Linked DNA regions of Homo sapiens: region 1 is linked to region 2. Evidence: chromatin loops called from intact Hi-C (ENCODE). Cell type or tissue: body of pancreas. All regions are shown on one strand. Links, peaks and the distances in the headings refer to the core of each region. The heading gives the core; the rest is flanking DNA.

Evidence for each region. A loop is a pair of places that touch in the nucleus more often than their neighbours do. Peaks named below come from ENCODE experiments on the same cell type or tissue, not always from the same donor. Only the 100,000 strongest peaks of a DNase experiment are listed, where the experiment ranks them.
Region 1: a loop joins it to region 2, with 2.7 times the contacts of the local background. A loop is called at or near these places in 93 of 110 quality-filtered maps.

What each region holds. Positions count from the first base shown.
Region 1 is chr10:70,451,822-70,463,251 of GRCh38, reverse strand. It overlaps a transcript of PALD1 not described here. Among named protein-coding and RNA genes, the nearest start is that of NODAL, 16 kb to the right of the region's middle. RefSeq lists enhancers at 7,002-7,527, 7,528-8,054 and a silencer at 7,645-7,939. In body of pancreas, for the core only: a CTCF peak has its summit at 1,685 (motif pointing left); DNase peaks (open chromatin) are centred at 1,671 and 4,781; H3K27ac peaks cover 1,749 bases.
Region 2 is chr10:70,534,937-70,546,366 of GRCh38, reverse strand. PALD1 (phosphatase domain containing paladin 1) reads right to left here. Exons shown (of 20, transcript NM_014431.3): 11 at 8,461-8,556; 12 at 7,959-8,087; 13 at 7,359-7,475; 14 at 7,120-7,275; 15 at 6,605-6,787; 16 at 5,125-5,265; 17 at 4,833-4,904. Among named protein-coding and RNA genes, the nearest start is that of PALD1, 62 kb to the right of the region's middle. RefSeq lists enhancers at 3,982-4,482, 7,404-8,089, 8,090-8,774 and a silencer at 8,488-8,684. In body of pancreas, for the core only: CTCF peaks have their summits at 5,718 (motif pointing right) and 8,507; DNase peaks (open chromatin) are centred at 5,696 and 8,516.

The sequences.
Region 1 (11,430 bases), core at 1,037-9,036, 83 kb after region 2:
TTTGCATTTTTAGTAGAGATGGGTTTTCACCGTGTTAGCCAGGATGGTCTTGATCTCCTGACCTTGTGATCTGCCCGCCTTGGCCTCCCAAAGTGCTGGGATTACAGGCGTGAGCCACCATGACCGGCGCATTTTTTGTTTTTTGATTCACCCCACAAACATTCGAGAGAGACCTACAATGTGCTGGGTGCAATCTGAACTCTCCAGGAGTTCACCACGGGGTAGAGGAAAAAGACCCACGCCAGATCTTTCCAGTGGAATGTGAGTGATGGACAATGGGGCATGTCCCCAGGCCTGGGGGAATGCCCAGAGTGAGTGGCTGGCTCAGTCTCCCAGTTCCCAGGGCTGGGAGCCCACAGGGGCTCCTGGGTGTGGCCACGGATGCAGCCAAGTAACAGGAAAGCCTGTGCCTTGGCAGCAAGCCACCCCCTTCTAAAAAACCAGAGAGCTCAGCCAAGGCTACCCACTGTCCCCGCCTGCAGGCCCAGTCACCTGCTGCCATGGCAACCTGTCTTGCCAAGCCAATGGCACTGGGCACAGGAGGCACAGTGCCAGGGGGGCACAAGGCATCTGCCAGGCTCCCCTGTTCTGGCAAGGGAGGCACCTTGGCCAGCTCACGCCACAGCTGGGAGAGTTGTGTGTTGTTCCTGCATATGTGTGTGCATGCCCTGCACAAGCATGCACAATTGTGCCCAGTGCAACAGTAGGCAGCCTCTCCCCAGCTGAGACTGGACTTCCAGTAGGGGGTAAAGAATTGTTCAATGATAAAAGCTCCCATTTACTGAGCATTGATTACATGCCAGGCACCAGAAAAAAAAGACTTTTCATGTATTTCCTCATTCAAGTCTCACAACAATCCTATGAGGCACGTAGTATTCCCACTTTACAGGGGAGGCATAGATTAGTTAAGAAACTCGCCTAAGCCTCACAACTAGGAAGCCCCAGAGCCGGGAGTAGAACCCAGGAATGGGGCTCCAAAGCCTTAATGTTAACTTCCAGGAGCAGTCTCTCCACTGACTGAGTCACTCAGTTTCCCTACTAGTCATTTGTTTTCTGAGCTCTGCGCAAGCAAGGAAAAAGAGACAGGTGAGATCAGGTCTCTGGCTTGAGTTGCCCCTAGTCCCCTTGTAGGACATGCAGGTAGATAATCATGATGCCAAGCCGAGGGTGGTGGCTCACACCTGCAGTCCCAGCACTATGGGAAGCTGAGGTGGGCGGATCGCTCAAGGTCAGGAGTTTGAGACCAGCCTGGGCAACATGGTGAAACTCCATCTCTACAAATAATACAAAAATACGCTGGGCATGATTGCACATGCCTGTAGTCCCAGCTACTCGGGAGCCTGAGGTGGGAGGATGGCTTGAGCCAGGGAGGTTGAGGCTGCAATTAGTCATGATTGTGCCATTGCACTCCAGCCTGGGTGACAGAGCGAGACCCTGCCTCAAAAATGAAAACAAAAACAAAAAACAAAAAAATCACAATGCCAAGTCGTAAATCTCAAAAAAGCAAGTGCCAAGGGCTTTCTGGGACTGAAGACAAAAGAGGGCATGGCCTGGCTCCCACATCTGCCATGTGGATCTCAAGTGGGGGCCCCGGGATTTGCATAGGAGCTGTTCTGGAATCTGAGGACTGCTATGGGTACCCATCTACAGAGGTGAAGCTCTGGTCTGGGAGGCCATCTGCTGGACAGATGGCAGCAGGACAACTTTGGCAGCTGGGCCTCCACACCTTTCCTTCACACGTGTTTCCTGGGTGCTGACTGTGTGCCTGGCACTGTGCTAGGCACGGGAGAGGCAGAGCAACACAGACAGTAAACCAGACAGCCCTGTGGAGCTTGCCATCTGGTGGGGGTGGCAGACATTAACCCATAGCCCCAGAAATAAAGACATAATTCCAGCTGACAGTAAGTACTTGGGGTACTCCTAGGGAGTGTGACAGGGGTTCGTGGGGAAGGCCTCTCCAAGGAGGTCATCCCTTAAGCTAAGACTTGAAGGCTAATTAGATGTGTGCCAGGCAAAGAGTGGGAGAAAGGGCATTCCAGCCAGAGGAGACAGCAGGGGCAAAGGCCCTGCAATGGGAACACTCACATCACACTCTAGAAGCGGAAAGAAGGCTGCTGCAGCTGCACAGCAATGAGCCAGAGGGCTGAGGCCCGCAGGCCGGGGTTCTGGAGCTTGTATTTTCTTTTATTTTTTTTTGAGACGAAGTTTTGCTCTTGTTGCTCAGGCTGGAGTGCAATGACACGATCTCAGCTCACTGCAACCTCTGCCTCTTGGGTTCAAGTGATTCTCCTGCCTCAGCCTCCCAAGTAGCTGGGATTACAGGCGCATGCCACCACGCCCGGCTAATTTTTGTATTTTTAGTAGAGACGGGGTTCTCCACGTTGGCCAGGCTGGTCTTGAACTCTTGACCTCAGGTGATCCGCCCGCCTCGGCCTCCCAAAGTGCTGAGATTACAGGCGTGAGCCACCTGGCCCGGCCTGGAGCTTGTATTTCATCCTACAGGCAATGAGAGGCACTGAAGGGTTTCAGTGAGGGGAGTGATGCCATCCCATCTAGCTCCTGAGAGGAGTGGATTCTGGGGGGCCAGGGTGGAGGCAGGGAGGCCTCCACAGTTGTCCAGGAGAGAGATGATGGTGGCTGGGACCAGGTGGTGACAGAAGAGATGGGGAGGAGCAGGTGGATTCTAGAGAGCCATTTTGGAAGTGGGATCCACATGGCTGGTATGAGGTTGGATGTTGTGGTGTTGAGGGAGGAAGGAATCAGGAATCAGGGGCTTGGCTGCAGACAGAACGCTGGAGAAGGCGCAGAGGAGTTCAGTCTTGATGAATGGAGCCGGAGATGACTGTGAGGGAGCCCACGGGAGACGCACGGTAGGCCGGTGGGTGCAGGGGTCCAGAGTTCTGAGGACTGGTCTGGGGTAGACAAAGGCCGGGCACCATGGGCATTGGTGGCTTTTAAGCCCCAGGATGGGTGAGACCCTCCAGGAGAGGCAAGTAACCGCAGGGGAGAAGAGAAGTCGAAGCACAGCCTTGGAGGGCGGGCTTCGAGGGGAGGGGAGGCCTGGGGCAGGGGGAAGAGGCTCAGAAGACAAAGAGGACTGAGCAGGGGCCCAGACGGCGGAAGGGAAGCTTAGCCGCACGAAAGCTAAGAGGTGGGGAGCATTTCAATCGTGTCAAAGGCTGCTGTGCGGCCAGGCAGGGCTGGAGCCAATTTGGTAACACGGAGTCTCTCCTATACAACCCAAGCCAGGGCAGACGCCATGGTGGGTGGAGGCAGGAGGCACACAATGGAACCGGGTGAAGGGTGACCGTGAAGCGGGGAGTGTAGGCACCACGGACAACTGCTGTGGAGAAGGTGCGGCAGCTGGAGGGGAGAGGGCTGGCTGTGAAGATGAGGGCACAGGGCAGAGTGGCGTTCACCTATGGGGTGGCTGAGGGGGAGTACGTGGGGGAACGGAGGACAGGCAGGGCTCCGAGCTTTCCAGCCTCTGTTCCTTCCACTTTCACCTTGTGTCTGCAGTTACCCCATAATAACCACCCCTAACTCAGATGAGGACAGCTGAGTCCCAGAGAAGATCCCAACGTCACAAGGCGGGGGCTCTGCCTAAGCTGGCTCCGCGCACAGCAGGCTGTTTGGAGTCTGCCAAGACTCATGCAAAGGTCATGTGGGCCCCTTGACCAAATCTGGACGTCCTTCCCTCCATGCCAGGTTGGCACTGCCCAGCCCCAGCAACCCCCCCATCCCCACCCATCCGAGGCAGTGCCACAGAGGACAGCAGACAGACCAGGCACGGTCAGAGAGATCCATTTTGAAGGGGCTTGACCCTCCTACTGTCGCGGGAGGGGGCTTTTAAAGGAAAAGAACACAAAAATACAAATGCAAAAATTAGGTCCGGGCCTTGCAAGGGTCTGAAACTTAAGCTTCAATTAGCCTCAGGGCAGCTCCGCCTCTGACTGCAGTGACCTTGAAGAAGTGACTTCACCTCTCCGAGCCCCGGTTCCTCATCTGAAAAGGGAGCCGTCAGTATAGTGCCAGCGGGAGGGCTAACTGAGGTAACTGTGCAAAATGTTTATCACAAAGCAGCGTCCCAGTGAGCGATGGACAAACGGTGGCAGTGGCTCTTATAAACCGGGCTCCCTGGGGCTTGGAGTGGGGTGGGGTGGGATGGGGGAAGGGTGAAGCAGTGGGTGGGCGGATGGCGGGGGATAAAGGTGGGGGAGCCGCTCTCTCCCTGAGCCCAGGAACAGCAGTAATCCCTTGGTTTAGCAGTGCAGCACCGCGGTAAGGCGGTGATGGTGTGCGGGGCCCATCCTGACTCTCCTGCCCACGCACCAGGCCTCGCCTGGCACCAAATGGGGGCCCCCCGCGTTTGGTGGCGCCCCACAATTTACCAAGCAGGCACATCCCACCCTTCCCACCAGCAGCAACAGAATGAGGCCACTGGACAGAAGCCCAGCGAGGGGACGGGACAGATGGGAGGGGACACATCCCGCTGAGGGCAGAGCCCTGGGTAACCCCCACCCCGCCCGACCACAGGGCCTGGGCAGGAGCTCGCGCCGGAGCGTCTCTGTCTCACTAGGCTCTTGTCCCGGCCCCGGCGGCGGGACCGGCAGTGCGGGGAACAGGGGAGAGGGGCGGGTCCCCCTTGGCGGCGACAACGCCACCCGCCCGGCGGGAACACTCACTGCCGCCTCCAGCCTCGGTCTTCTTGCTCCGCAGCCCGTCTGCTCTTCGGCTGACTCACCCGGGTCGCCCTCCGCGCGCTTTCCCACGAGGGCGGGCGCCTGGGCCTCTGCCTCCAGCCCAGCCGGCCGGCCTGGCGCGCTCACCTCACCGGGCTCCGTAGGTCCTGCCATGCCTGGGGCCTCCGCTGAGCGCCTGGGCTGTGCCAGGCGCCCGGCCAGGCGCGGCGGGGCGGGCGGGACTGGGCACCGCGCCGCACAGACCACTATGCCCCTTCGCTGCAAACAAGATTGCGAAGCTAGAGGCAGGCAGGCAGGCACGCCGACTCCAAGTCCAGTGCTCTTTTCCTCTGCCTCAGCCTCCTCCTGCTGACAGCAATCAAGAAAAGTACCCTTTCCAGCCTCATTTATTAAGCATCTATTACGTACACCGGGCACTGAGTGAAAGGGTCCAGAGGGGGCTTCTGTCCCCTGGAAGCTCACAGTCTAAGAGAAGGTGGATAACAGGGAACACGGTGTAAGGACCCTGAGAGAGGCTGACTGGGCTGGAGAAATCCTCCAGGCTGGCTTCCTGGAGGAGGAAGCCTAAAGAATTAAGCAACTTTTTTTTTTTTAGGCGGAGTCTCCCTCTGTCGCCCACGCTGGAGAGCAGTAGCGAGAACTCGGCTCACTGCAACCTCCGCCTCCCGGGTTCAAGCGATTCTCCTGCCTCAGTCTTCTGAGTAGCTGGGATTACAGGTGTCTGCCACCACATTCGGCTAATTATTGTATTGTCAGTAGAGACGAGGTTTCACCATGTTGGCCAGGCTGGTCTCGAACTCCTGGGCTCAAACAATCTGCCTGCCTTGGCCTCCCAAAGTGCTGAGATTACAGACATGAGCCACCACACCCAGCCAACGTTTATTTTTAAATGGTAGTGGAGAGGATGCTTTATGGCCCGGAAAGATGTTCTGGTTTCATAAAAGAAGTAGTTTACAGAACAGTTCACATTGTGTGAATCTTCTAAGTGCACATAAATGCATGTGCACATAAATACCTAAGTGCAGGGGACAGGAAGAATGTACCCCCAAAATATTAACCATGGTTATATCTAGATCATGGGGTTACAGGGGATTTTTCTCTTCCTGTATATACCGTTATATAGTCTGCAAATTTTCTACAGCGAATAGGCATTCATTTTGTGTTTAAAAAGCACAATACGGGATGGGCACGGTGGCTCACGCCTGTAATCCCAGCACTTTGGGAGGCCGAGGCGGGTGAATCACCTGAGATCAGGAGTTCAAGACCAGACCAGCCTGGCCAACATGGTGAAACCCTGTCTCTACTAAAAATACAAAAATTAGCCGGTGTGGTGGCAGGCGCCTGTAATCCCAGCTACTTGGGGGGCTGAGGCAGGAGAATCGGTTGAACTCAGGAAGTGGAGTTTGCAGTGAGCCGAGACCGCGTCATTGCACTCCAGCCTGGGCAACAAGAGTGAAACTCCATCTGAAAACAAAAAAAAAAAACAAAAAAAGCACAATAGCACAATACATAAGAACTAAGCAGGCAGGGGAGGGGGGCAGGGGGGTGTGTGGGAATTGGCTGCATTTCATCAAAGAGTGGGTAGAGGAGAGGGAGAAGAAACTGTACAGGCCCTGAATGTTAGGAGACACTTCCACCCGCTGGCCTCAGAGCTCCACCAAGCATAGGACAGTCAAGTGCGGCGACAGGGCTAGGAATCATCCTAGATGTGGAAACTGAGGCTCAATAAGGTCATGTGCTGGTCAGGGTTGAGCTGGGAGCAGGACCTAGGTGTGCTGCCCCCCATACCCCAGCCTAACTGGTACTAATTTAAACAACCCTCCTGCTCCCCCACCTCTGCCCTCAGGGAGTTTCCTTGGCTGCACTTTCCCATCAAGGACGATTTTCCCAGCAGGGTGGGTCCCTCCAAATTTTTGTTACTGACCCCACCATCCCTGATGGGGCAGCTCAGGACCTGAGGCAGGTACAGGCAGAGAAAGGGTATGTGACCTTAGATCTTCCAGTGGGGAAGGAAAGGTCGGACAGGGACAGAGAGGACAGAAAAACGGAGCTGAGGGGTGGGGTGGGAGGGCAGGAGTAGGCAAGAATAGGCTGGGAAGGTTGGGCTGGAAGCTCCCCTGGGAGGGAGGCTGGTGTGGCCAAGACAGGAGCTGGGGGGAAGTGGCCCTGCGCTTGGAGCCTCCCTCACTCCTCATAACCCCAGCGCTTTCTGGCTCTGAAACAGCAGCCTTGGTCAGGGAGTGTTTGCAGCGCAGGTTGGTGGGAGAATGATTGGGGGATGGGGGCATGAACACGGGAGCAATGGGAGAAGGTCGGGGAGGCCTTGTAGTTTTGTAACATCTCGAATCATGAGGAGATGATCTCAGCTTTAGATTGCCCATTTCCCATTCCCTAAAGATATGTGGGGTGATCTGTGGGCAAACAGGCACAGATCGCTCCTGCCACCCCTGACACTCCTGACACCCAGAGTAAACGGAAAGGGCCAGGAGAACATGCTGGTGTCTTAGCTGTTTGTCCCTCCTGATGGCCAAGGCAGGGAATGGAGTTTAGAATCAAAATAGTCCTGGGTACCAATTCTAGCCACTTAGTACCAACTTGACCTTGGGCAGGTATTCCAAGCCTTCATTTTCTCATCAGTAAAATGGGAATAATTATACCTACAGAATGCAACATCAAAGGAGCTCCTTGGAGTCATGCATTTAACATAGTTACCCTGTACCTAATTTCAGAATAAAAATGAGACAAGTCTGAAGCACTCAGCACCATGCCTGGCACAAATTTGGTAACAATTGGCTTCAAACAAGTTTGTCCATCTATGGGATGGACACTCAATTGGCACAGCCCCCACTGCTGTCCTAATTCCCAAGTGTCCAGAGGTTTTGCTAGTAGCCCTAGAATGAAAGACTCTGAGGGTGGTTGGTGGGTGAGAATGTATGCAAGCCACTTCCAGTGAATGATCTACTCAGGGAAGCTACTTCCGGCCCCACTGGGTCTCTGCTTAATCGTATTAGCTCTCCCAGGCTTCCCTGCATACCCAGCCAGGTATGGGGTATGTGCATCTTCCTCACCTGCCTTTGAAGCCTGGGGCCCTTTGATGTTAGTGGGGAATGCACCAGCCTGGGGCTCTTGAGAGCTCTGCGGTCAGTGGCCAACAAGGAACAGGGACTGGGGAGTTTGAGATGATGTAAGTGCCCCCAGCCCCTGCCTGTGTGGGCTTTGGAGTCAGACTGCCTGCACTCCAATCCCAGCACCGTTGTTAATGAGCTGTGTGACCTGAGGCAAGTCACCGAGCCTCTCTGAGCCTCCGATCCCTCATCTTTAGAAATACCTATCTCATGGGTTTGTGAAAAGCCAGAGAGCTAAAGAGAGGGAGAGAGAAAGACAGAGAGAGAGACGGAGAGAGAGAAGAGATTATGCTGTTTCCCACCTTACTCTTTGAAAGAGCAAGGATTCCCGGGTCCCACCCCAGGGCCCCTGAGGCTATAGACCTACAAGACTGATATCCTTAAAAGTTTTAAAGCACTTTTAAGCTCTAATAGAAGTACGTTCTATTAAGTATACTTCTATTTCAGAAGTATAAATGCTACAAACTTACAAAGAACATCAAAGTTTATTTAAATTTTTTACACATTAGTTTTATGAATTTCAAATAAGATATATATAGACATATATAATTTTTTTGAGACAGAGTCTCACTCTGTCACCCAGGCTGGAGTGCAATGGCACGATCATGGCTCATTGTAGCCTTAATCTCTTGGGCCCAAGCTATCCTCCCACTTCAGCCTCCTGAGTAGCTGAAACTACAGGTGCTTCCCTCCACACTTGGCTAATTTTTGTAGTTTTTGTGGAGACGCTGTGTCACCATGTTGCCCAGGCTGGTCTCGAAGTCCTGGGCTCAAGCAACTCTCCTGCTTCACCCTCTCAAAGTGCTGGGATTACAGGCATGAGCCACTGTGCCTAGCCAAGTTTTATAGTTCTAAAGTTCATTACATTTAATTTCATTTTTACAGCTTTAGTAAAATACACACAACTGCGAATATTTTCTTTTTTTTTTTTTTTTTGAGGCAGGGTCTCACTCTGTCACCCAGGCTGGAATGCAGTGACATGATCTCAGCTCACTGCAACCTCTACCTCCTAGGCTCAAGCTATCCTCCTGCCTCAGCCCCTGGAGTTGCTGGGACTACAGGCACGCACCACCACGCCAGACTAATTTTTATATTTTTTGCAGAGACGGGGTTTCACCATGTTGACTAGGCTACAATTGCAAATATTTAAAGTGTGCATTTTGATAAGCTTTGAGATATATATAACCATCACCACAATTAAGAAAATGAATAGGCCAGGCACAGTGGCTCATGCCTGTAATCCCAGCACTTTGGGAGGCCAAGGCGGGCAGATCACCTGAGGTCAGGAGTTTGAGACCAGCCTGCCCAACATGGGAAACGCCGTCTCTACTAAAAACACAAAAATTACCGAGTCACAGTGGCGCACGCCTGTGACCTCAGCTACTCCAGAGGCTAAAGCATAAGAATCGCTTGAACCCCAGAGGTGGAGGTTTCAGTGAGCAGAGATTGCACCACTGCACTCCAGCCTGGGTGACAGAGTGAGACTCTGTCTCAAAAAAAAAAAAAAAAAAAGAAACGAAAATGAACATATTTATCACTCCCAAAACTTTCCTTCTGCCCTTTGTTATCCCTCCCTCTCCCCCATCCCTAGGCAACCCATTGGTCTGCTTTCTGCCACTATACATTAGTCTGCATTTTCTAGAATTTTATAGAAATGGAATTATCCATAACATACTACTTTTTGTTGGGATTCTTTCACTCAACATCATTGTTGTATCATTGTTTTGAGATTCATCCCCTTCATGTGTATCAATAGCTCATTCGTTTTTATTGTCAGATAGTATTTCAATATATGGATATACCACAATTTGTTTACTCATTCACTTTTTTTTTTTTTTTTAAGAGACAGGATCTCACTCTGTCACCCAGGCTGGAGTGCAGTGGCGTGATCATATTTCACTGCAGTCTTGAACTCTTGGGCTCAAGTGATCCTCCTGCCTTGGCCTCCCAAAGTACTGAGATCACAGCCACCATGCCTGGTCGTTATCTATTCAGCTTTGAACTTGAATTATCCATGGTCTTTTGGATGGTTTTGAATTTTGAATAATATGTTTTTAACATAAATGCTTTTTGAAGATAGCAACTGTTGACGGAAACAAAACAATAAAATTTAAAATATATTACTCAAAGATCACAAAACCAAACAAGTATAAAAGAAATTTCAATAAATTATCAGAAGCTGGTTTTGTAAGTTTCTATCACTTATAATTTTGAAGTTATTAAAGATTAAATATGACTAAAATAGTGCACTAGGACTTTTAGAGCTCTCTTTATGACTAATAATTGCTCCCAGTGATTACTGTCTTCAAGCAATTTTGGAAGACACTGAGCTAACTGCACATATAAATCTCTTTGGTACAGTCAGTGCCTGGCACACAGTAAGCACTCCCTAAGTGCTGAGTTTTATTCTTAGTTTGTTTAGTGTTTATTCTTCGTTCTGATTCTTTTTTTTTTTTTTTTTTGAGACAGAGTCTTGCTCTGTCTCCCAGGCTGGAGTGCAGTGGCGGGATCTTGGCTCACTGCAAGCTCTGCCTCCTGGGTTCACGCCATTCTCCTGCCTCAGCCTCCCGAGTAGCTGGGAGTACAGGCGCCCGCCATCACGCCCGGCTAATTTTTTTGTATTTTTAATGGAGATGGGGTTTCACCATGTTAGCCAGGATGGTCTCAATCTCCTGACCTCGTGATCCGCCCGCTCCAGCCTCCCAAAGTGCTGGGATTACAGGCGTGAGCCACCGCGCCCGGCCTTTTTTTTTTCTGAGACAGAATCTCTCTCTATCGCCTGGGCTGGAGTGCAGTGGCACTACCTCGGCTCACTGCAACCACTGCCTCCCAGGTTCAAGAGATTCTCCTGACTCAGCCTTCTGAGTAGCTGGGATTACAGGTGCCCACCATCACGCCCAGCTAATTTTTGTATTTTTAGCATAGACAAGGTTTCACCATGTTGGCGAGGTTGGTCTCAAACTCCTCTCCTCAGGTGACCCACTCGCCTCAGCCTCCCAAAGTGCTGGGATTAGAGGCGTGAGCCACCGCACCCAGCCTCGTTTCTTCTTGAGACATAGTCTCACTATGTTGCCCAGGCTGGAGTGCAATGGCACAATCTTGGCTTACTGCAACCTCTGCCTCCTGGGTTCAAGCAATTCTTCTGCCTCAGCCTTCTGAGTAGCTGGAATTACAGGCACCCATCATCATGCCTGGCTAATTTTTGTATTTTTTGTACAGACGGGGTTTCACCACCTTGGCCAGGCTGGTCTTGAACTCCTGATCTCAGGTGATCTGCCTGCCTCAGCCTCCTAGAGTGCTGGGATTACAGGCGTGAGCCACCGTGCCCGGCCCTTAGTTCTGACTTTTTTTTTTTTTTGAGACGGAGACTCGCTCTGTCGCCCAGGCTGGCGTGCAGTGGCTCGATCTCAGCTCACTGCAAGCTCCGCCTTCTGGGTTCAGGCAATTCTCCTGCCTCAGCCTCCTGAGTAGCTGGGACTACAGGCACCCGCCACCATGCCCGGCTAATTTTTTGTATGTTTAGTAGAGACGGGGTTTCACCGTGTTAGCCAGGATGGTCTCGATCTCCTGACCTCGTGATCCACTTGCCTCAGCCTCCCAAA
Region 2 (11,430 bases), core at 1,203-9,202:
ACGACTGTGACTCCAAATTGCCATTTTGTATGCTTTGTATTACATGATACAAAAACCACCCCAATGCACCCATGGAATGTTAAGCTGATCTAAGGTGCTTATTTTTGTTTTGTTTTGTTTTGTTTTGCTTGAGATGGAGTCTCGCCCTGTCACCCAGTCTGGAGTGTAGTGGTGAGATCTCGGCTCACTGCAACCTCTGCCTCTTAGGTTCAAGAAATTCTCCCGCCTCAGCCTCCCGAGTAGCTGGGATTACAGGCACCTGCCACCGCACCCAGCTAATTTTTGTATTTTTAGTAGAGACAGGGTTTCACCATGTTGGCCAGGCTGGTCTTGAACTCCTGGCCTCAGGTGATCCACCCGCCTAAGTCTCCCAAAGTGCTGGGATTACAGGCATGAGCCACCACGCCTGGTCGAGGTGCTTATTTTTTAAGCAGTAGAAATCCTGCTTCAAATGAGGCCTCATGCAGAACTTTGATCTATAAAACAGATAGCTGTCACGTACTAGGGCTGGAGGGGTGAGGAGGGGGTGTAAGAAGCCTCCCCACCCTCCTCCTAACCTGCAGCAGCCCCCAGCCACTGCGCAGACGCTCAGAGTTGGACACCACTCATCTGATATAATTCCCCACCCCAGCCAGGTGCAGTGGCTCATACCTGTAATCCCAGCACTTTGGGAGGCCGAGGTGGGGAGATCGCTTGAGGCCAGAAGTTCAAGACCAACCTGGCCAACATAGTGAGACCCCATCTCTGAGTAATAAGAAAAAGAAAAAAGAAAAAAAATGATATAATCTGCCCCTTACTGCTGGGAAAACTGAAGCCTGTTTAGGTTACTCTATGGCTTTTCCCCCACAGGCCCTCCCAGCCACCCTGTGCTGAGTTCCCCTCCAAATCTGTCTACACTGCACCTCTCTACAGCTGGCACCTGATCCAGACCCCCATCCCCCTTTGCCTCCACAGCAGTACCCTTCTGACCAGCGTCTCCACCTCCTCCCCGCCCTCCCTCTCCCTGGTGGCCAGAGAGGTCTTACGAAAGTATAAATGTGAACCCATGTTGTATAATCCCCGGGCTTTGATCTCTTCATGGCTCTCTTACACTCAGCACAGAAACTGGGGTCTAAAGGCTCCCCGCACCACTGGGTCCAGCCTACCTCTCCAGCATCACCCATAACCCCTCCCACCACCTACCCCCACCACCCTGCAAGGTCCCCACAGCGCCCTGTCCCGTGGTCGACAGCCACCTGCTCATCTGCTTCCACTTTCACACCTGCTCCCCACTAAGTGAGGGGCTTTCTGCCGGCACCTGGAGTGGTGCCTGGCACCTGCCCGGTGCCCCAGCATCAGCTGCCCAGTGAATGAATGAACACCTAACTCGCTCTCTTCTCTCTCTGGCTGCCACTTAAGAACAGGGAAGGGCCTTTCCCCAACTCCTGCGTTTCTCAGAGTCCTGGCCTGGTGCTGGGCACCCCAGCAGGCATGGAGTTGCAACCAAGTGGGAGGAGAAAAAGGAACAGTCTGGAAGGAACTAGTGGCAGATCTGGCTCAGGCTGTGCCCAGGGGAGTAGGAGGGAGCTGTCCAGTCCACATCCCCAATCCCAAGCTCTAGGCAGGTCCCCAGGAGGGTGCAGGGAACTGCGTCCTCTGGGGGCCACCTCAGACAGAGGGCTGCAGCTCTTCACAGGGAACCCAACTCCTGGCCTCTGCTGCAGCTGTTCCTCCCCTGAATTCCACATCGACAGCTGTCACTACTGCAAAGCCAGAAACTCGAGGTCATCCTAGGTGCCCTCCTCACCCCACATCCAGGAGCCCTCAAGACCTACCAATGAGGACTGGGCTGCTCCTGCTCACCCTGCAGCCCCTCCTCACTCAGCTCCTGCCTCTCCCTCCACTCCCCAGTCCACATATAACTGCCTGCTGGGGCCCCCAGACTGAGAGCCTGATCACAACCTCCTCTGCCTCCCTCCTGGCCTCACGGTCAAGGTCAAACACATAGTGCAAACCTCCAGGGCCTTCACAATATGGGCCCCCACCCCTCAGTCCTGCCTGCTTCCCTTCTGACAAATCACAGCCTTACATAGTTCCTGCCCTTTCCAGAATCCCTCCTTTGCACACTTGATCCCTCCAGACACTCCCCTCCTCACCAAGGATACTCACTCATCTTCCCCAAAGGCACTCAAATGCTGCCTCCTCTATGAAGTCCTCTCAGGCTCCCTCAGCTGCACTCTTGGCCCTTAGAACCAGTGTCTGCTCTGGGCCTCTTCACGCTCTATTGATCCTTTCTCCCCAACAGACTGTGGGCTCAGCAAATGCTGAACTAATTGCAAAGGAAGCTGGTCTAGATTATCTGGGGGTGGGTGAGGATAGGGTGTACAGGGGTGTCTTCAGGTCATATGATGTAACTTTGGAACACAGGCTCTGAGGTCTACAGCCTGGCTTATACCCCAGCCCCACCTCTCTGATGTGGCCCTAGGGTAATAAACTTGTCTCCCCAGGCCTCATTTTCTCATCTATAAACTGGGAGCAGTAAAAGCACCTACCTCCTGGGAGCTGGGAAAGGGGACAGAGGGAGTACACACAGCTCCCAGCACGGGGCCTGGTGTGAAGAAGGAGAGGCCTGACCATCACATTCAAGGCACCGATGCAAAGACTAAACTCAGCTGGAAAATAAAACCCTTATACATATGGTCAACTGGCTTTCAACAAGGGTGCCAAGACCCTTCAATGGGGAAAGACAGACTCTTGAACTAACGGTGCTGGAAAAACCAGATATCCACATGCAAAAGAATAAACTTAGATAACCCTCACCTCACACCATATAAAAAAAACTAACTCAAAATGGATCAAAGACCTAAACCTAAGAGTTAAAAACTATAAAAGTCTTAGGATAAAACACAAGGGAGAAGCTTCATGACATTGGAGTTGGCAATGATTTCTTGGATATAGCACCAAGGGCACAGGCAACAAAAGAAAAAACAGACAAACTACATCAAAATTAAAAACTTTTGTGCATCAAATGACACTATCAATGAGTAAAAAGTCAGCCCACAGAATAGAGAACATATTTACATATCACCTCTCTTATAAGTGATTAGTTTCCAGAATATATAAAGAACCAAAACTCAACAACAATCCAATTCAAAAATGGACAAAGGACTTGAACAGACATTTCTCCAAAGAAGATATACAAGTGGCCAATAAACACATAAAAAGATATTGAACATCACTAATCATTAGAGAAATGCAAATCAAAGCCACAATATACCACTTCATACCCAGCAGGATGGCTATTATCCAAAAAAAAAAAAAAAAAACGGCTGGGCACAGTGGCTCCCAGCACTTTGGGAGGCCGAGGCGGGTGGATCATCTGAGGTCAGGAGTTCGAGACCAGCCTGGCCAACACGGTGAACTCCCATCTCTAAAAAAAACAGAAAAAAGAAATCAAGTGTTGGTGAGGATGTGGAAATATCAGAACCTTTGTGTGTTGCTGGTGGGAATGTAAAATGGTGCATATACTGCGGCAAACAGCATGGTGGTTCCTCAAAAAAGTAAACAGAATTACGATAGGATCCAGCAATTCCACTCCTGAGTATATGCCCAAAAGAACTGAAAGCAGGGACTCAGCTACGTGCACTATGCATTTCATAGCAGCATTACTCATGACAGCCAAAAGGTGGAAGCAAATAGTGTCCCTTGATGGAGGAATGGAGAAACAAAATGTGGTCTATCCATACAATGGGATATTATTCAGCCTCTAAAAGGAAAGAAATTCTGACACATATTACAATGTGGGTAAACCTTGAGAACATTATGCTCAGTGAAATAAACTAGTCATAAAACACAAATACTGTACGATTCCACTCATAGAAGATTCCTAGAGTAGTCACATCCATTGAGACAGAAAGTAGAACAGGGGCTGCTGGGAGGGAGGATGGGGAATCATTACTGAATAGGAGAGCAGAGTTCTGTTTTGCAAGATGAAGGAGTTAGATGGGTTGTGGCAACAGTTGCACAACAACGTGAATGTACTTAACACCACTGAACTGTACATTTAAAAATGGTTGAAATGGTACATTTTATGTTATGCATATTTTACCACATAAAGAAAAGGAAAAAGGAAAGAATCAGAGAATCAGCCAGAAGAAGGAAGGGAGAAGGCACCGCATATGCAAAGGCTGCAAGAGCTTAGCAAGTGTGAGGTGCTGCATGGCGGTCAGGGCCTCAGGACTGGGGCGAGGGCAGGGGAGGGGCAAGTGGCGAAGTTAACCAGTAAGACACGAGCCAACTGTGCTGCTGACTGTGGGTCAGCCATGGGCCAACTCCGAGGGACGTTGCCACGACTCTCGGGATGCCTGAGAAGATGGCCTGTGGCATGTGGCAGGTGCACAATACATGGATGACTAAATCTGGAATGTTTGTGGCTGGCCATCCAGTGCCCTAATCTGAAATAGAGGAACAGGCAGGGCAAAGTAGGCTGGGGACCCACACAAGGTCACCAACCACAGCTGGGTTGAAGGTGCTGGGAGGTTGTTATCAACATTACCCAGACAAGACGGTGGCCAGTGACCTCCCCAAGGCACACAGCAGCCCAACAGCAAGGCCGGGCAGGGAGGGGTCCAGCCCACATCTCCATAGCCGGCCGTCTGCCAGGGCCTCAGAGCCAAGCTGTCCCATGCCTTGCTGGGCTCATCTATAAAATGGGAACAGGGAAGCACTGATATGATGAGGTGGCAGACGTGACTGCATTGGGACGTGCTTTGAGGACCCCTAGACCGGCAAGCAGGAGTCCTCCTCCTCCTCCCATCCCAAGGTGCCTCAGGGACCCCGCAGGGCATGCTCACCTGAAATTCACCCTTAGTGAACTTGGCATCAGGCACACTCACGAGCTCCTCCTCACCCACCTCGGGGAAGCCCTGAGGGAAGACAGCTGCTGAGACAGAAGCCCCCTCCCAACGCCAGGAGCCCCTTGCTGGGGAGGACTTGGGGGCTGCCCAAGACTGATGGAAGGGGCTCTGGGACCACACCCGGCTGTCTCTGCCCCTCACACCCTCCTGTGGAGCCAGTGTGCCTGGGACCTGAGTGTCTACCCTCCTCCAGGCAAATCTCTAATCTCACTTGAGAGGCCACACGTACTTGGATGTGCCAGAAGGCCAGGACAGCCACCACCATCGCAGTTGTGGTACGGCCCTGGCCGCTGAGGCAGCTGAACACGAAGCCAGTGCCTGGGTCCTTGGAGAGGGCGGCCCGCAGGGCCTCCAGCAGCTGGTCAAAGTCCTGGACGAGAAAAGCAAGGTCTGGGTCAGCGGGCGTCTCTTGGATGCACAAACCCCAACAGGGTCCCCATCCACATGGCAGCCCCAGCCACTGTCCTCGGGCCAGAAATTGTCAGGCTCCCAAGCTTGCACACACAAACAAAACTCACCGGGGTGCATGAGACCATGTGCGTGTAAACAGCTGCACCTGTGCAGTCGTAATCACCCTCACACCAAGCACCTGGACAGGATGTGTGAGCCAACACAGCATGCACCTGGGGCTCAAGGTACCCACCCTCCATCAGGCAGGACATGCACCTGTATGTCACCCCTGTGTACTGCGCCCCTGGGCTGCACATAGACTGCTGGCCCTGCCACCCACCTGAGCTGGACCCAGCCCTGGTCCCACCATGGACGGGGGCCTGACCTCAGAAGAGCCCTGCAGCACAAGGCCACCAGGAGGCAGCAGACCGCAGGCAGTGAGAGCCGCGAAGAGATGCGCCAGGAGGGGCTCAGGCAGGGTAACAGACCCCATTGCCAGTTACACAGCACACAGCGACCCACCTACAACACACGCACCACGCACACGGTGGCTCACCTACAACACACGCCAGACACACGCACCACACAGGGATCCACGTCCGGTAAACACACACACTATACAGACACCCACAGTCACAGACCTACAGATGCCACACACACACATTCCTAACGACCCCTCCACAAACCCTACCACACACCACACCACTCCCCTAAAGATGGTTTTCCACACACAGCCCCCAATACAGACAAGGGAGACATCACAAACTCCATAAAAAGACATGCACACACACACACATTCCACACACCACCCACACACTCCATACACAGTCCCCCAACTGAGACACACACACCACGGACACCCTGGACATGTTCACCCTCAACACACACACACACCTTATAACAAATACACACACACACCTGTAACAGAATACACACACACCCCGATAACACACACACACCTATAACACACACCCATAACACAATACACACACATACACCCTACAACATAATAAACACATGTACACACATCTTATAACACATATGCACATACGTAACAGAATACACACTCCAATACACACACACCTATAACAATACACACACATATACCCTATAACACATAATAAACACACGTACACACACACAAAGCTTGGAAGGAATGTGAATAAACCACTTGGGCCAAATCGGAAAACCTCGTGAGACCATTCCCGGGCCCCGTAGAGAAGCTGGGGTCGTTTCATTCTCCCAGAGCCCAGACCAGAGGGGAGACAGGGAGGCCTCCTGTCCCTCCCCAGAGGCCTCAGCCTGAGCAGCACCCTCACCTCCTCTCGGGGGGCACAGAAGTCCGGCATGGGGATGCGGTGGTAGGTGAGGCCAGGACAGGCCCTGCGGTGCTGGCTGAAGACCTCCTGCATGGTAAGGCAGGTCTGGAACCTGTAGGTCAGGGGGCCCTCCTTGCCTGGGGGAGGCTCGCTTAGATGGGCCTTCAGCTGGGCCTCCAGGGTCTGGGCAAGGGCAGGAGGGAGGACACAGGCCACTGGGGCAGGCTCTAGGCTAGCCCTGAAAGGCCACAGCCTGCCATGGCCAGGCCTGGCCCTGGCTTCCAGTCCCATCCCTGACCCCCCCAAGCCTCAGGGGTCACAGCCACCCCCCAAAGCCAAGCAGGTTAGCAGAGCACTTTAGTGGGAATCCTGAGTTGGCCACTCCCTGACACTGCTCCTCCCGGGGCCTCAGATTCTCCATCTGTCTGCGGGAGTGTGAGGCCTTCTGAAGACCCTCCCAGGCCACTCCCCAGAAGCCTCGGAGGCAGGGGTGCCTAGAGGGCAGGGGGCCTCACCTCCAGCTGGTCAGGAGCCACAGGGGGCCCAGGCCACCGCAGGCTGTAGGTGTGCCCGTCACACTCCAACACGGCCTCCTCCCGAAGGCTCACCCAGACAACCTTCCGCAGCCTCCTCTTGGCGTCCGTCAGGTAGGCCAGGATGCTCCCCAGGGCCTGGGCACAGGAGGGCCGGCAGTGAGTGCTCAGCCCTCCCTCCCCAAACCCACTGGGGGACCCAGGCCCTGAGGGCCGGTCACCTTGGCGCTGGGCTGGGCCGTGCCGTAGATGGGCATGCGGGGCACCCGCCGGAAGTTGGCCACATCCATCTCTCTGACAGTGCTGAGCGCGTCCGGGGAGACCAGATCGTCCTCCCGCTGTGGGGAGAGCACCAAGCCTGGGACCCACAGCAGCCGACTGTAGCCGCAGAAAGGGTCAGGACCTGGCCCAAGGCAGACGGGGGGTGGGGTGGAACCCGAGCTTCACAGTTTACAAAGCACTCCTGCACACTTGGAGCTTCCCCCGGCCCTGGCAAGAAGAAGTGCAATGGTGCCCACTCTCTGGACCAGGAAGCTGAGGCTCAAAGAGAAGAAGCTGGAGGCAAAGATCATAGAACCCTGCCCAGAGCTCTTGGGTTTGAGACTGAGGAGAAGGTACCAGAACAGCTGCCAAAGCTGCAAATGCTTGCTGGGGCCTAAGCATGACCCCATTCTGTTCACAAGAGGATCCCAACACCCACAGCCTCTCTTCTTCACCTCCTGCAAGGGCAATGCTTACCCCAACCCTACAGGAATCCAGTGTTTAGGGGCCAGGGCCAGTACACAGCCATGCCCACTTCTCCGACTGCCAGTCATACTCACTAGGGAGCCCCTGGCGATGAGGTCCCTCGGAGCCACAGGGCCTGCTGAGCTCAGCGTCACGGGCAGGCGGTACAGCTCAGGGTGGGCACACAGCCAGCGGCTGAAACTGAGGGCAAAGGCCAGCGGGTACTGCAGCCCGAGGCAGAGAGACGAGGAATTCAGGGGCACAGGGCCATCCTGAACCCTCCCTGCCCACACCATGGCAGGGGAAGCCCCAAAAGATATCCAACATGGCCCAGAGCAGGGACAAGGGAGTGGCTGAGAGAAGACCTGGACGTCTGGTGTCCTGGTTAAGGACAGAGACAAGGGCCCGGTGGAAAGAGGTGGGGCCTCCCTATGCCCAGCTGCTCAGGGACTACTCCCGAATCTGGGTCTCTCCTGGCCTCCCTTCCCTCCCCGGTTCCTTGGGGGGTCTCCCTCCACAGCAAGCCAGTCACTGCGGTGGGGAGGCTGGGAGAGGCCCAGGAGGAGGGGACGTGGGTCTGCTCCTCCCAGGCCCCACCTGCTCATGAAGGTAGTAGTTAAACAGGATCAGGTAGAAGTATCGCTCCAGGCTCCACAGCGCCCTCTGCCAGACGCTGTGTCGGCTGCCGCTTCCCTGAGAGAGAGGACAGGGTGTTAAGGACAGACTCCTCAGGCAGTCTTGTCCCTGTCCCCATCCCTGCAAGGGCAGGAGTTAAGCCTTGGAACTCCCCAGAAGACAGTCTTTCCCTCCCTTCATGACACAGTTCTGCCAGGCTGTAAGTTCTTCTAAGTGTCTCACCCTATCCCAGATGCTGTGGTTATCTGCGGTCAGGGGAGATATGTGGGTGACCACACCAGGCACTGTGGTTCTAGGTGCAGGGCTGGTCTCCCCAAGCAGGCTCCCAGCGCCAAGACAGGCAGGGGCTCCCTCACTTAGCTCCAGCGACACCCAACAGGTCAGGGTTGTGCACCCTCTGTGTTGAGGAAGCCAAGTGTGTGAACACCCCCGAGCCAGAGGCCCTCCCTTAAGAACTGGAACCTGGCTGGGTGCGGTGGCTCACGCCTGTGGTCCCAGCACGTTGGGAGGCTGAGACAGCCAGATCGCTTCAGCTCAGGAGTGCAAAACAAGCTGGGCAACATGGCAAAACCCCATCTCTATAAAAAAATACAAAAATTAGGCATGGTGGCACATGCCTGTAGTCCCAGCCACTCGTGAGGCTGAGGTGGGAGAATCGCTTGAGCCTGGGAAGTTGAGGCTCCAGTGAGCTATGATCTCACCGTTGCACTCCAGCCCAGATGACAAAGTGAGACCCTGTCTCAAAAAAAAAAAAAGAACTGGAGCCTCTCCACAAGAAAATACAAATACAAAGACCCTCACAGCAGTGCTCCAGGGGAGCCATCCTAATTACTCCTAATTTACAGAGGGAAACGGAGATTCAGAGAAATGAGGTAACTTCCTTAAAGTCACACAGCTGACAGCAAACAGAGCCAGATTCCCCAAGTCTCCTGACCCCAGCCCAGCTTCCTCTGCATGGGGGGTTGTCCGAGAGAACCCCAAGGGCCCTCGGATCTCCAGGTTCTCCTGCTGGGTCAGTACCTTTTGGAGGGCAAGTGAGATTCAAGTGAGATTCACAGAGGCCCTAAAGAAGGGCCACGCCCTTTGGTGAAATTTAATCCCATCTTTGGGAATCTCCACCAGGTGTCGGCAAACTTTTTCCATAAAGGGCCAGACGGTAAATACTCTAGACTTTCAGGCTTCAGGGTCCCTGCTGCAGCTACTGAACTCTGCCATCCCAGCATAAGAGCAGTCGTGGGCCAGCAGAGTAGAGAACAGCAAGACTGTGTTCCAGTAACACATTTACAAAGACAGGCGGCAGGCTGGATTTGGTCTAAGCCGTAGTTTGCTGATGCCCAATCTAGACTAAGGGGAGAAAGAATCCTAAATACACAACAGCCTTCATTTTCATGAAGCTGCTCAACAAAGAAGTATTTACACTGATGGGGAACTGGAGCAACTCAATTGTCCAAGAAGAGGGGGACTGTTTAGTAAATCACAGCAGGGGTGACATTCCAGGGACTCTGTGGCAGGCTCTAAGTACTGTATGGGATTTTTTTTGGTTTGGGTTCGTTTTGTTTTGTTTTTTGAGACAGGGTCTTGCTCTGTTGCTCAGCCTAGAGTGCAGTGGTACGATCATAGCCCACTGCAGCCTGGAACTCCTGGGCTCACAAGATCCTCCTGCCTCAGCCTCCCTGATAGCTGGTACTACTGGGCACACACCAGCTCCCTGGTAGTTGGTACTACGCGTGCCACCACACCCAGCTAATTTCTGTGTTTTCTGTGGAGACAGGATTTCACCATGTTAGCCAGTCGGGTCTCAAACTCCTGATTTCAAGTGATCCATCTGCCTCAGCCTCCCAAAGTGCTGGGATTACAGGTGTGAGCCACCGTGCCCAGCCTTTTAAAAATATTTTTAGAAAGAAAAAGACCCAGTGTTTTGGGAGGCCAAGGCAGGAGGACTGCTTGAGGCCAGGAGTTGAAGACCAGCCTGGGCAACATAGCAACACCCCATCTCTAAAAAAGTAAGGTGTGGTGACATGCACCTGTAGTCCCAGATACTCAGGAGGTTGAGGTGGACGAATCCCTTGAGTCTAGGAGTTCGAGGTTGCAGTGAGCTATGACTGCACCACTGCGCTCCAGCCTGGGCAACAGAGCAAGACCCTATTGAAGGAGAAGCAGGAGGAGGAAGAGAAGAAGAAAAAGGAGAAGAAAGGAGAAGGAGGAGGAGAAGGAAGGGAGGAGGGAGGAGGAAGACGAGAAGAAGGAGGAGAAGGAGGAAGAGGAAGGAGAAGGAAGGAGGAAGAAGGAGGAGGAAGGAAGAGAAGGAGGAGGAAGGAGGAGGAGGAAAGAAGAGGAGGAAGGAGGAAGAGGCGGAGAAAGAGGAAGAGAGGGAGAAGGAAGGGGAGAGGAGGAAAAGTGGGGAAGAGGAAGAGGGGGAAGGAGGAAGCGGGGGGAGGAGGAAGGGGGAAGGAGGAAGAGGGTGAGGAAAAAGAGGGGGGAGGAGAAGGAGGAGGAGGAAGAGAAGAAGAAACAAGAAAAAAGAAGAAGCTGCCTCTGTGGCTTTAGATTCTTTCCATGCGCTGTATGATATAAACACTATCAAGCCCACCTCCTTTCGCTAAGGCATGGGGACAGGGTCTGCTGAGACAGCCTAGAGCCCATAAGTCTTTCAGAAGCAGCCAGCTGGACCAAACCCCAGTCTTCCCAAAGAAACACCAGGAGTTTTACTAGTGGGAGGCCATGAGTGGCCTGGGGAGTATCTGAGTCCAGGGGCCCCTGCAGCCCTGGCCAGCAGCCCCTTCCTCTGTCCTGTTTATTCTGCAGCTGAAGGGACCTGGTCAGGAAAAGTAAACTTCCCCTCTTCCTTGTCCTTCCTGTGGGCCCAGAGCCCCTATCTCCCCTTCCTCTGAAAACTGCTCTTCTCATGGGAGACGCAGCAGCCAGAAAAAG